Regions from separate parts of the Homo sapiens genome. Here region 1 is linked to region 2. Evidence: chromatin contacts called from ENCODE Hi-C or POLR2A ChIA-PET data. All regions are on one chromosome and are shown on one strand. Each heading gives the region's core, a stretch centred on a gene start or an enhancer-like site at or near the end of the contact. The rest is flanking DNA. Distances are from core to core; before and after follow the strand shown.

What was found. Hi-C counts contacts between places; a loop is a spot of excess contacts on that map. ChIA-PET counts read pairs that join two places held with the same protein, here RNA polymerase II (POLR2A).
Region 1: a map of PC-9 shows a loop between it and region 2 (2.7-fold over the local background). The contact joins the promoter of PTGES here to the promoter of LINC00963 in region 2. A Hi-C loop is called at or near these places in 1 of 168 maps with a recorded cell type or tissue (PC-9). POLR2A ChIA-PET finds 5 or more read pairs at or near these places in 3 of 52 experiments (AG04450, IMR-90 and PC-9).

The regions. Positions count from the first base shown.
Region 1 is chr9:129,750,442-129,756,684 of GRCh38, reverse strand. It overlaps PTGES (prostaglandin E synthase), which reads left to right and starts at 3,643. Exons shown (of 3, transcript NM_004878.5): 1 at 3,643-3,798. The coding sequence starts at 3,673.
Region 2 is chr9:129,483,940-129,490,087 of GRCh38, reverse strand. LINC00963 (long intergenic non-protein coding RNA 963) reads right to left here and starts at 1,428. Exons shown (of 5, transcript NR_038955.1): 1 at 789-1,428. It overlaps LOC124900275 (extensin-like), which reads right to left and starts at 139. Exons shown (of 4, transcript XM_047424330.1): 1 at 1-139. RefSeq lists silencers at 1-218, 1,223-1,582, 3,684-3,978 and enhancers at 1-270, 1,591-2,250, 2,911-3,570.

The DNA.
Region 1 (6,243 bases), core at 2,394-4,893, 260 kb before region 2:
GATGTAAAATATTTCCAGGGGCTTCTGTTGTCCTCATTGTTGTGGGCACACTGCTGTAGTTCCCGTGGGCCTCAGGACCAGGCCACAGTGAGTGTCCCCCAGCCCCCAACACTGTGCACACACCATCTCCTGTCCCCCACCCTCTGCAAGGCAGGGGACACCAAGCCCATCTTACAGGCAAAGAAATGGAAGCTCAGAGAGAAGTGACACCACCATCACCGTCACCCCCAACAGCCACAATGGCAGCTTCCATTGGCCAAGGGCAGCTTCAGGGAAATTCTTGGCCAAAGATCAGAGATTTTGTCCTCCTTGGCAGGCCTTGGCTTAGCAGGTTCATTTCAGTAGACAGTGACGAAAAGATTCCTATCTTGAGATCATGTCCATCAGTTATACGAATTCCCCTACACAGTCTCTCCCCTATTTTCGGCTCAGGGTAGCGGGAGGTGATCGTCTGCTCTTTGCCCCAAGCTGGTTTTCCCAGCCTCTGCTTTCTATCTTGTTATTTCAGAAGACCAGTCAGGGAAGAGCCACTCTCCCTAGTCCAAGGAGGACAACCAAAGGGCCCCTCCTGGGCTGTGTCTGGTCCACGATTCTGGGGGTGGTACAGCCACCAGACCCCAACCTCATAGCTGAGCTTTTTGACAAGGAAGGTAGCTACCTGCAGGGGTTCCCACGGGCTGGGGGCGAGAGAGGCAGGGATTCTCTCTTCTCCGACAGAAATATCAGCCAGAAGCGAGCTTGCACAGCTCCTCCAACAGACAACCAGAGATAAAACGTGTCTCAGGGCATCTTGTACTTTCCATGTTCCGTCCCTGATGGTATGGTGACCTATCATTTATCTTGTGGGGCCGGGACAGCCTGGCCTGGCAGTTCCCCACGGGAGTCAGTTTATCAAGCACATCTTTTGTTCGGATAAAGGACTGCTTGGCACACAGCAAATGGGCAAGGCACCACCCCCACCTTGCTCACACCCACCTCCCCCAGCAACAAGGGCAGGGATTTCTATGAGTCTCCCTCCTGACAACCCTACTAGGTAGGGATCATTATTCCCTTTGAGCAGGAGGAAACGGAAGCTCAGAGGATGATACTGAACGGAGTGCCTACTTGTTCCAGGGGCTTCATAATTATTTAGCTCCCACAACTGCGCTGGGGAGTGACTTAGGGTCAGCTGCATTTTACAGCTGAGGAAACTGGTTCAGAGGAGGAACCTGCCTGCCTAAGGCCACACAGCTACAGCTGAGGGCTGGCTTTGGGATTCGAGGCTGGCTAAATCTAGCTCTGGCCAATCTTCCCTTTGATCTCTGCTGCTTTGGGGCATAGGTTGGACTGACACAGCTGTCTCTCTGGGCAGGTGCTGTCCCAAAGCACCTGGTCAAGCCCAAGAGTGAAGTAGGCATGGGAGACTGGTTTCTCCCTTTCCCCTTTGCCCCACTTCCCCAGGGCACCTCTCAGCAAAGCCAAATATGTTGGCGAAAATAAATGAGCAAGAACCGTGTACAAGATCCCTGCCCTTGGCCAGGTGCGGTGGCTCATGCCTGTAATCCCAGCACTTTGGGAGGCCGAGGTGGGTGGATCACAAGGTCAAGAGATTGAGACCATCCTGGCCAACATGGTGAAACCCCGTCTCTACTAAAAATACAAAAATTATCTGGGCGTGGTGGTGGGCACCTGTAGTCCTAGCTACTTGGGAGGCGGAGGCAGGAGAATTGCTTGAACCTGGAGGTGGAGGTTGCAGTGAGCAGAGATCACGCCATTGCACTCCAGCCTGGGTGATAGAGCAGGAGTCTGTCTCACAAGAAAAAAAAAAAAAGATCCCTGACCTTGTGGAGGTCCTGCCAGAACCCGGGGAAGCGGGCAGGATGCAGCAAGGTGAGGATTTTTTTTGAGACAGAGTCTCGGTCTGTCGCCCAGGCTGGAGTACAGTGGTGCAATCTTGGCTCACTGCACCTCCACCTCCCAGGTTGAAGCGATTCTCCCGCCTCAGCCTCCCAAGTAGCTGGGATTACAGGTGTCTGCCATCACATCTGGCTAATTTTTGTATTTTTAGTAGAGAGGGGATTTCACCACGTTGGCCAGGCTGGTCTCGAACTTCTGACCTCAGATAATCTGCCCCCCTCGGCCTCCCAAAGTGCTGGGATTACATGTGTGAGCCACCTGGCCAAGGTGAGGATTTTGAGGTGAGGGATTCAAAGAATCTTAGAAAACAAACGTTGATGCTTTCTTTCTTTTTTGAGACAGGGTCTTGCTCTGTCACCCAGGCTAGAGTGCAGTGGTGAGAACATGGCTCACTGCAGCCTCAGCCTCCTGGGTTCAGGTGATCCTCCCACTTCAGCCTCCTGAGTAGCTGGGAATACAGGCGAGCACCACCATGCCCAGCTAATTAAAACATTTTTTTGTAGAGACGGAGTCTCCCTATGTTGCCCAGGCTGGTCTTGAACTTCTGACTTCAGGTAATCTGTCCCCCTTGGCCTCCCAAGGGGCTGGAATTACAGGTGTGAGCCACCGCGCCCGGCCTGGTGATGCTTTCTACTGAAGAGTCAGTTGATAGGTCTTTCGGGGAGATCTTGTGATGAAGAATCAAAGCATTTGACTGGGGAAAGAGTTCCAGGATAGTCAAGTGATGCTCAGGAAGTCAGTGGAGCCACGTGCTGGTTCCCCATCCCTGCTATAGCAAATTACCACAGACTTAGTGGCTTAAAACAACACAGCTTCATTCTCTGACAGTTCTGGTGGATGAAGCCTGAAATGGGTCTCACAGGGCTAAAATCAAAGTGTCGGGAGGGCTGCGTTCTGTCTGAACGCAGAGAGTTTGTTTCGTCCCCTTTTCCAGTTTCTAGAGGCCCCTGGTATTCCTTGGGCCATGATCTCTCCTTCATCTTCAAGGCCAGCAGGTTAGCGTCTCTCCTGTCTGACCCCTATTCTGTCCTTTCATCTCCTCTCTTAATGCTGCCTCTGTTTTTATATCTTTTCTCTAATTTTACTGCCTCCCTCTTGGAAGGGCCCCTCTGTATACTCTGGGCTCACCCAGATAAACTAGGATAATTTCTCCCATCTCAAATCCTTACGAAATCCCATGTGAAAAGTCCCTTTTGCCACATAGTCACAGTCACGGGTTCTAGGGATTGGGACATGGATGTCTTTAGGGGTGGAGGGCGTCCTTCAGCCTGCCACAGATGGCAAAGTCATGCCATTGTGGCTGCAGCTCCATTGTCCAGGCTGAGTGTGGGGGCGCATGGCGTGGTTCTCATGCCCACCACCTACCCTGACCCTGCGGAGGTGGGCAGGAGGCAGCGATAATCACCACGTGCAGAGGTCCTGCCAGGTGCCCAGCCTCATCATTCCCTAGAAGGCAGGCACCACCACATGCTCCCACACTGTAGATAAGGAAACAGCTTTGAAACAGATTTGAAAGTGTTTGAGGATTTGCCTGGAAGGAGGGCTCCAGAGCCAGGGACTGGGTCCGGGACACCCGGAGACTCTCTGCTTCTTGGAGCTCCGGCAACTGCTTGTCTTTCTCTTCACAGGAGAAGGGGGCCCTGCTGCCGCTGCCGTGGGGCGGGGCGTGGGCGGTGCTGGCTGCAGGAAGGCTCTCCCCTCCCACTTTGTGCTTTCCCTGCAGGCTGCTCCTCTGTCGAGCTGATCACACCCACAGTTGAGCTGCGCTGGCCAGAGATGCCTGCCCACAGCCTGGTGATGAGCAGCCCGGCCCTCCCGGCCTTCCTGCTCTGCAGCACGCTGCTGGTCATCAAGATGTACGTGGTGGCCATCATCACGGGCCAAGTGAGGCTGCGGAAGAAGGTATGTGCCTCCCTGGGGGTCCCCGGCCTGGGTCATACTTGCTTCTCTCCACGTCCTGTCAGGAAAGCCCCGGGATAGGGAAACATGGCCAAGGTGTGTGCAGGGCTGGGAGGTGAGCACCTCTTCCAGCCCCGCCGGGGGGCTTCCTGCCAGTCCCACGTGTCAGCAAGGCCTGCACCTTCTCCTCTCTGGCTTAAGAGCACTTACTCGCTTGCCGTGCCACCGGGCTGAGTTCTTGGCATGGAGAGAGCCAGCGAGTGTCTGTGAGAGAAGCAGGTTCTGGAGGGTGGAGTGTGGGAGCGTGACAGCACAAAGCCTCTGTCTAACCTGGTGGCTTCCCGGCACGGGAGGTCTGATATCTGGGTGGAGTGGGAACCGGCAAAACAGGAGTCCGAGAAACGTTTAAGTGGAAATTCCCAACTCCTGGCAAATGTCACTAACAAGCCCACTGTAGCCTCCAAAGGCCAGCTCCCAGCCGGGCACCGTCGGGGTGCTCAGCGAGGAATTTCCCCACTAATCCGAGCCCCTGAACCAAAACAACATTAACGAGTCCCAGAGCTGGGCCGGGGCAAGTTCCAGTAGCGTCCGTCACACTGGTTGGCGAGTCTGCAAAGTCATAGGCTGAGCTTGTCGGCTGTCCTGGCGGCAGAATGCAGAAAGACCCCAGGCACCTGTTACTTCCTCCCCAGGTATTTTAATAAAGCAATCATTTCCTGAAACTGTCTCTGTCTTCCCCTGTGTCCAGTTCAAAGGCGAGGTGAGGCAAGGCTGGCTCTGGCACTGCATGCGGGTGGATCCTGGGGAGTGAGGATCTTGGCCACAAGCCAGGCTCAGGCCCTGCTGCAGGTACAGGCAGGATTAAAGGCAGGGCAGCTGCCCAAGTGATAGGATGCCCGGAGGCTACAGCACACTGATAGCTTCTGACTTCTCCCTGCCTTGGCTGGTCCTGGGATATGGGATCCGGGCATCAAGTAGAACAGCTGCATTCACTCATTGAATCCTTCCCAGAGGACCGAATGTGGCCCGGAGCTGAGCATGAGATCCCCGCCACAGCCCTGAGGGCAGGGGAGGCGCCATAGTCATCCTGTTTTCTAGGTGAGGAACCTGGGCTCAGAGAGGAGACATCACTTATGAAGGTCACACAGCCCGGTTTGAACTCCAGTGTCCAGCTTCAGAGCCCACATCCTGTCTTGGAGGCGGGGGTTTCTGTTTTGTTTTTTTTTTCTGCTGTCCAGGCTGGAGTGCAGCGGCATGATCTCTGCTTACTGCAACCTCCACCTCCTGGGTTCAAGCAATTCTACTGCCTCAGCCTCCCCGGTAGCTGGCATTACAGACACACACCACCATGCCCTGCTAATTTTTGTATTTTTAGTAGAGATGGGGTTTCACCATGTTGGCCAGGCTGGTCTTGAACCCCTGACCTCAGGTGATCCACCCGCCTCAGCCTCCCAAAGTGTTGGAATTACAGGCGTGAGCCACCGCACCTGGCTGAGGCCTGGGTTCTTACCAGCAGGCCAGCGATTCCTTTTTTTTTTTTTTTTTTAATTATTATTTATTTATTTTAGAGACAGGGTCTTGCTCTGTGGCCCAGGCTGGAGTGCAATTGTGCGATCATAGCTCACTGTAGCCTCGACTTCCTGGGCTCAGGTGATCCTCCCACTTCAGCCTCCCAAGTAGCTGGGACTATAGGTGTGCGTCACTGCTCCTAATTTTTTATGTTTTTGGTAGAGATGGCTTTTGCCATGTTGCCCAGGCTGGTCTCAAACTCCTGGGCTCAAGTGATCCTCCCATCTTGGCCTCCTGGAGTTCTGGGATTACAGGTGTGAGCCACTGTGCCCAGCTGTGATTTCCTTTTAACACGAATTCGGGGAAGGGAGGAGGTGAACCTGTCCCAGAGCCTTTCTGCCTGATTGGCAGGGACACCGCAGAAGGAAACCCCCACTCCTTGGGCTGCTCCTGAGGTGTTCCTCATGACAACGTGGCCCCCTCTTATCTCTGCTCTGGGCGCTAAGTATCATCCAGGAAGGACTTGCTGGAGGTGACAGTCACAGGCCCTGGCTCCTCCACCCACCAGCCTGGGGACCTGGAAAAGTCTGGGAGCTCAGTGTCCTCACCTGTAAACGGGGGTCGTGACAGCAGCGCCAGGAGAATGCAACGCCCCACCAATGTTTGTCCTTAAGACTTATAAGTAACTGAAATTAACATGAGCATCGCAGCCTCAGGTCACTTTCAAGGGACCTCAACCAAAGGCTGGCCTCCACCCCAGCTAAGGTGGCACCTCGGCCGCTGACACTGGGGGCTTCCTGGCCTGCACTGCAGCTGGCTCTGGCCTGGCTGACTTGTATCTGAGTTGTATCTCCAGGGGGAGCAACTCCATGGGCAGTGGACTCCTAAAGGCAGTGCCCACTGTATGCTGAGGCCCCTTGAAACGTATCACAGATCCAC
Region 2 (6,148 bases), core at 179-2,678:
GGGTGGAGGGGCTGAGAGGAGGCCGAGCCACCACTGACCAGGTGGAGGGGTAGGGGGTGAGCCTGGACCGGGGCAGGTGCTGGGTGGAGGTGGGGGAGTGAGAGCCAGAGCTCTCAACCAAGCCTCTGGGAGGCCGCAGGGCCTGGGATCGCAGACCCGAGCCTAATCCCTGCTCAGCCCAAGAGCTGTAGCCAGAAGGTTCTTAGTTTCCCCTCAGTAAACTGAGGTTCAGGACATTTCTGGGGCACTTGCTCTGTGTGACTGGGCAAGGGCTGGGCAGGCATTTCCAGCATGAACACGCTTTCCCAGGCCCACTGGTTGGAGGGCACCGAGGGGAGAAGGGGGACAGAGGAAAGGAGCCGGAAGCAGGATCCAGAATTTGAACCTAGGTGGTCTGACTCCAAGAGGGCCCTCTCTCTCACTTGACTTCAATAGTGACATTAGCCAACTTCAATAGTGACCCCAGGCGCGGTGGCTCACGCCTGTAATCCCAGCACTTTGGGAGGCCGAGACGGGTGGATCATGAGGTCAGGAGATGAGACCATTCTGGCTAACACGGTGAAACCCCGTCCCTACTAAAAATACAAATAATTAGCCGGGTGTGGCTGCGGGTGCCTGTAGTCCCAGCTACTCGGGAGGCTGAGGCAGGAGAATGGCGTGAACCCGGTAGGCGGAGCTTGCAGTGAGCCGAGATCGCGCCACTGCACTCCAGCCTGGGGAAAGAGCGAGACTCCGTCTCAAAAAGAAAAAAAAAAAAATTGACCCCAGTAGTGACAACAGTGACTCACCTGCCCCATGGGCTTCCAACTGCGATGGTTGTGCTCTCCTTTGACCCTGTATCCTGGGGGACTGCATACGGTAATTATATTGTTACTGCGCCTTTTTAGAGATGAGAAAACTGTGGTCAGTAGCAGAGTGGCCTGACCAGGGCTCCAACTCCCCCGTCCTACTGCAGATGATGTGGGGCAGTTTTCTTAGCACAGGCTGGAAAGCTCTCTTAGGTAACACGTGGATGACAGCGTGTGACCCGGCAGAAAAGAATTGTAATTCCGGGTGGCTGTACGACCTTGGACGGTCCTTTTGCCATCTCTGGGCCTCGATTTACCCAACTGTACAATTCGCCCCGTGAGTCTAGGAAGATTTGCTGAGCGTCTGCCAACTGGCAGATGAGGAACCGAAGTTCAGAGAGTTGAAAGCACTTGCCCCAGGTCAGGCGGCCGGCTTCGAAGCCGGATTCCGAAGGCGTGCCCTGCCCTCGGCCCCCAGCGGTGTCGTCCTGCCCCCAGGGGGCCGCGATGCGGGGCCGTTCCAGGCCCTGCCAGCCTGACGTCAAGCCCGGCCGGCGGGGCCTCGCTCTGCACAAACAGACGCCGCAGGCCAGCGTCGGGGCCGGGGGCGGCGATGACTCAGGGCCCCGAGACGGGCCGGGAAGCGGAAAGTTGTGTGCAGATGACATCAGCCGGCCGCGAGGGCGGGAGGGGGCCGGCTCCGGGAAACGGCGGCCTGGCGGGCGGCCCGGGGCAGGGCGTGGAGAGGCGGCCGCGGGGCGGGGGCGGGGACGCCGGGACGGGACGCTCGGGACCACGAAAAATGTCCCCACTCCCGCCCGCCCCGGACCCAGGCCCCGGAGCCCGGCCCCGCTTTTCGCCGGCGAGGAGCGGGCTTCACCCGCCTGCAAAGACTCCGCGCTCCCCCGCGCTCCGGAGGCAGCCGCATCCATCCTGCTGCGTCCCTGCATTTTAATTACCGCCGTATTAATATTCATGAGCCGGGACTCGAGGGGGACCGCGGGCTGTCATTTCCCTCGCCCGCCCTTCCCCCACCGCACCCCTCTTCCCGGGCTGAGTCGTGGGCTTTTTTCCTCCCGTTCTCAACCCCGCTCGCACCAACCGTTGGTGCGCAGCAGATTTGGGGGAGGGGGGTTGGTGTGAGTGTGAGCATGAGTGTGAGCGAGTGTGAGTGGGGAGGGGCCGAGTGTGAGTCTGTGCCTGTGTCTGTATGCCTGTGTGTACGTGCCTATGTGTGCCTGTGTGTCTGTCGGCAATCCCAGGGCCGTGTGTGCACATGTCTCTGATGTCTCTGTGGGGCTTGGAGAAGGGCCAAAGTCTGTCCAAGTTAGCAGGGCCTGACTGTACAAATGGGGAAACTAAGGCCTGGAGAAAGGCTGGGCCTTGTCCAAAGCCACCCCATAGGTCAGTAGCACAGGGAAGCCAGAGCCCAGGGTCTTGCGTTTGGCCGACTCTGCTCCCCGACTCTCCCGTGCTGTTGTTTGTAACAATGGCAGACAGGATGTGCTGAGCCGGCACCTCTCATATGGCCTTCCCAGCAAACCTGTGCAGCACGTGGTCCTATCCGTCCCCCGTGCACATAGGGAAACTGAGGCAACTGGTCCAGCCAGTGAGGGGTGGACTGGAGCCCAGAAGTGTCTGAATCCCAAGTCCCTGGGTTTAACGGCCCCACTGTGATGCCTCCTGGGGAATTGTGGAGTGTCCTCACTGGGGTGATCCGGGGGTACCTGGAAGTTCCTGGGTGCCCGGGCATCAGGGGGGTGTTTCCCCAGAAACACAGCCCACATTCTGTTTCCCTCCCAAGTCAGTCATCAGATGAGGCTGCCTTCCTGTGGCTCTCCCAGTCCCTCTCTGTCCTCTCCCCATCCCTGAAGCCTCCCAGGAGCTGCCCTGCACACCAGGCCTTCCTCCCTGGGCCTGAGGTCAGGCAATCACTCATTCATTCATCCAACAAATGCTTCAGTGCCAGTCACTGTGCTAGGCACTGGGGATTCTCTGCTCCCTACTCTGGTCATCTCTACCTGGCCTAGGAGCCTCCAGGCCCACAAGGGGGCTGTTCACCTCTGTGTGTGAATGCTCACTAGTGGTGGGGGACTAGGGGCACCTGTGCACAAAAGACAGCTCTCACCCAGCCTTGCCACAGAGGTCTGGGGTGCCCACATATTCAGTGGCCAGAAAGGGGCTGCGATCATCTTAGGGCTGATGGGGCGGTGGCCACACTAGGCAGCCTGAATCTTTGATTCTCTCTCCTGCAACTTGTCCTCCTCTGACTGCCAAGCCAAATAACCCCAGGGGCTGGTCAGCCTGCCTTACCCCGGGTTGAGCCAAGGCCGTCCTCCCTCTCACGTCCAGCCTAGAATAGATGGACTGTTCCCTCCTCTCTGCCCACGCAGGGCTGGGCTGGAAGTTGTGTCCCAGCCATGTCCCCTGAGCCTTTTCTCCCCTCCCTTTGGGAGCTCCGCAGGAACACAGAGAAGAGGACAGGGGTGCAGCCAGAGGACTCGGGAGAGGAAGCGATAATTTAATTGGGCTTCACGGGCTAAATAGGAGTTTGCCTAGGAGAGGCGGCCCAAGGACAGGGGACTAGCTCAGAGGGGTGCCTACCTGCAGCCCCCATTCTATAACAGGAACCAGAGCAGGCCAAAGGCAAGAGACCTGGGGAGACTGGGAGGACGGATTTTCTCCTAAAGGGCCCCAGGCAGTACAGCCTAGTGGTCCATCCGCACTCTTGGGTGGGTCCATCCTGGGTGAGAATTCCCCCTCCCTCCTCACTGTGAGGGCCTCTATTTCCTGATCTGCAAAACTGGGAAAATAACATTTTTTTTTCAGGTTTATATTCAGATCAAGAGACACTGCCTGTACAGCACCTAGCACGGTGGCTGGGGCTCTGTCATAGGGTGATGTGTCCTCACGGACGTAGGGAGGCCTCTGGAATCACTGTCCCCATTTGGCCCAGAATGGGATTTAAGGATCAGTCTGTGTCCCACAGTCTAACCCATGGAGTGGAGTTTGGTAGGGACAGACTGCTGGGAGGAGGGGGAACAGCCTGAAACTGTCATGGGTCAGGCAAGGCTCAGGCTCTAGGTAAGAGAGGGATCTCAGAGGCCGCACCGCCCTGCCTGCTGGGCTCCTTGTAGACCTGCCAGATGGCCCATCACCCAAACAGCCAGACCTGCAGTGAGAGGGGCAGCCTGGCCCGCCAGCTCTGGGCTCCCTCCTGCTGCCTGTGTCTCTTTGCCTCCTGGCTCCCCTCTGTCTTTTGAAAATGTCCTCCCTTCTTTTGTTAGAATAGTCATACCTATACAGGGCAAACACACACACACACACACACACACACACACACACACACACAGACAAAAAAACACAAAACCATTTTTTTTAAAGGAAGCATTGTAAAAGTTCATGCAGTACATCCTGACGCTGTCATTCTAGGTTTCGTGTACATTTCTGGGACATTTCTCTGCTTATGGAGCTGTCTTTGTAAAACTTCCATAGGATGACATCCACCTCTGCTCAAAGGCCTTCGATGGCTCCCCATTTTTATAAAGCAAGGTAGCTTCCTCCAGCCTTTGCAGGCTGGCCCAGGCTCGGCAACACCATTCTCCTTCCCCTCCCCATTACCCTCCCTGACGCTGGGCTGCGGGCCCTTCCTCAGAGCATGGCCTCCTCTCCTGCCACCATGCCTTTGGCTTTGCTGTGCCAACCTCTGGGAATGGCCCAGTGCCCTCCACTGAGATTTCTCAAGAGCAGCCTTTGCTGTCCCCTGGCCTCTGTGCCTCCCCCACCAGCTCTCCTCCCTCCCCATCCCCTACACCAAAACCCACCTCTCTCTCTCCCGGTGCCCTCAGCTCTGGTGGACGCCTCTAGGGTGCTGCTTTTCACATCTAACTCTCAGGAGCGCCTCCTCCAAGTCTTGTGTCCCCACTCGGCTATGAGCATCTCAAAGGCTGGGGTCCTGGCATCTTCGTTTTTGTTGCCACCTACCTTGATGCCCTGCACACAGTAGGGACTTTAAAATGTTATATTAAAAAAATTAAAGTTGCTTTTTCTCTTTTTCCTTCTTTCTTTCTTTCCTTTTTTCTTCCTCTCTCTCTCTCTCTTTTTTTTTTTTTTTTTTTTTTTTTGGCGGAGTCTCATCCTGCTGTCCAGGCTGTATGGAGTGCAGGGGCGCGATCACGGTTCACTGCAGCCTTGACCTCCCCAGGCTCAGGTGATCCTCCCACCTCAGCCTCCTGAGTAGCTGGGACTACAGGCGCGCTCCATCAGGCCGGGCTAATTTTTGTATTTTTGTAGAGATGAGGTTTCGCCACGTTGTCCAGGCTGGTCTCAAACTCCTGGGCTCAAGTGAGCCTCCAGCCTCAGCCTACCAAACTGCTGGGATTACAGGCGTGAGCCACTACACCCTGCCTGCTTTTTCTTTAGGGATTCAGGCTCTAAGCCAACAAATGATGGTTTGAATCGTGACTCTATCATTTCCTAGCTGTGTGTCCTTGAGAAAGTGAATCAACCTCTCTGAGCCTCAGTTACCTCATCTGGAAAAGAAAGTTAATAATAAAATCTCCCTCCACGAGTAACAGTGATTAACAGTGCATGTAAAACATCTAGCACCGGCCCAGGGCAGAGAGTAGCCAGCAAGCTCTAATGTTACTCCGTTTTGTCTTATTCAGTCTCATTCAGACTTGTCCAAAGTCACCTGTCCAATTTTGGGCAGTGCTGGGACGCTCCCCCTGTCTCTTCCCCCTCCAATGCTACTTCCCTGTAGTGGGAGAGGGTCCCAGGCCATCATCTCTGTTTTGCAGAGGAGAACCAGGTTCAGAGAGGCCGAGTTGCTCACCCGGGATCACACAGCCCTGAGAACAAGGCAAGGGTCTGCCTGTTTGCTAAGTTCCATGTGAGTTCTTTAGGTTGCTCAGGATAAGGATGGCCTCAATGAGACCCACCGTCCTGACAGAGGGGCTCGTACTCTTGTGGCCAAGAACTGGCAAGGTGGGCTCCTCGGGGGCCAGGGAGCCACCGCAAGTGCTATTAAGTGGAACATCACTAAGACAAACAGCCCGCATTTCCTGGGTGCTTTCCCCAGGGCAGGGAGCTGTGTCAAGTGTTCATGGGCACAGTCTCCTTCCATCCTCACAGCAACCCTATTATCCTGCATTCCAAGGATGGGTGCTCCCTCAGATCCCAGGTAGGGGCTAAACGAGGGGTGGCGCCAGCACCCGAACCCTGATCTTGCTCCTGCCCTGAGCCTCTGTGGACCACTGAGAACAATGGGCTTTTACCTGTGCTGTATCAGCTCTGGGGCTCAGCAGGAGGCCAGGCTCCACCCCCCAACGCCCCCAACCCAAGTTGGGGGTGCTGCTTGG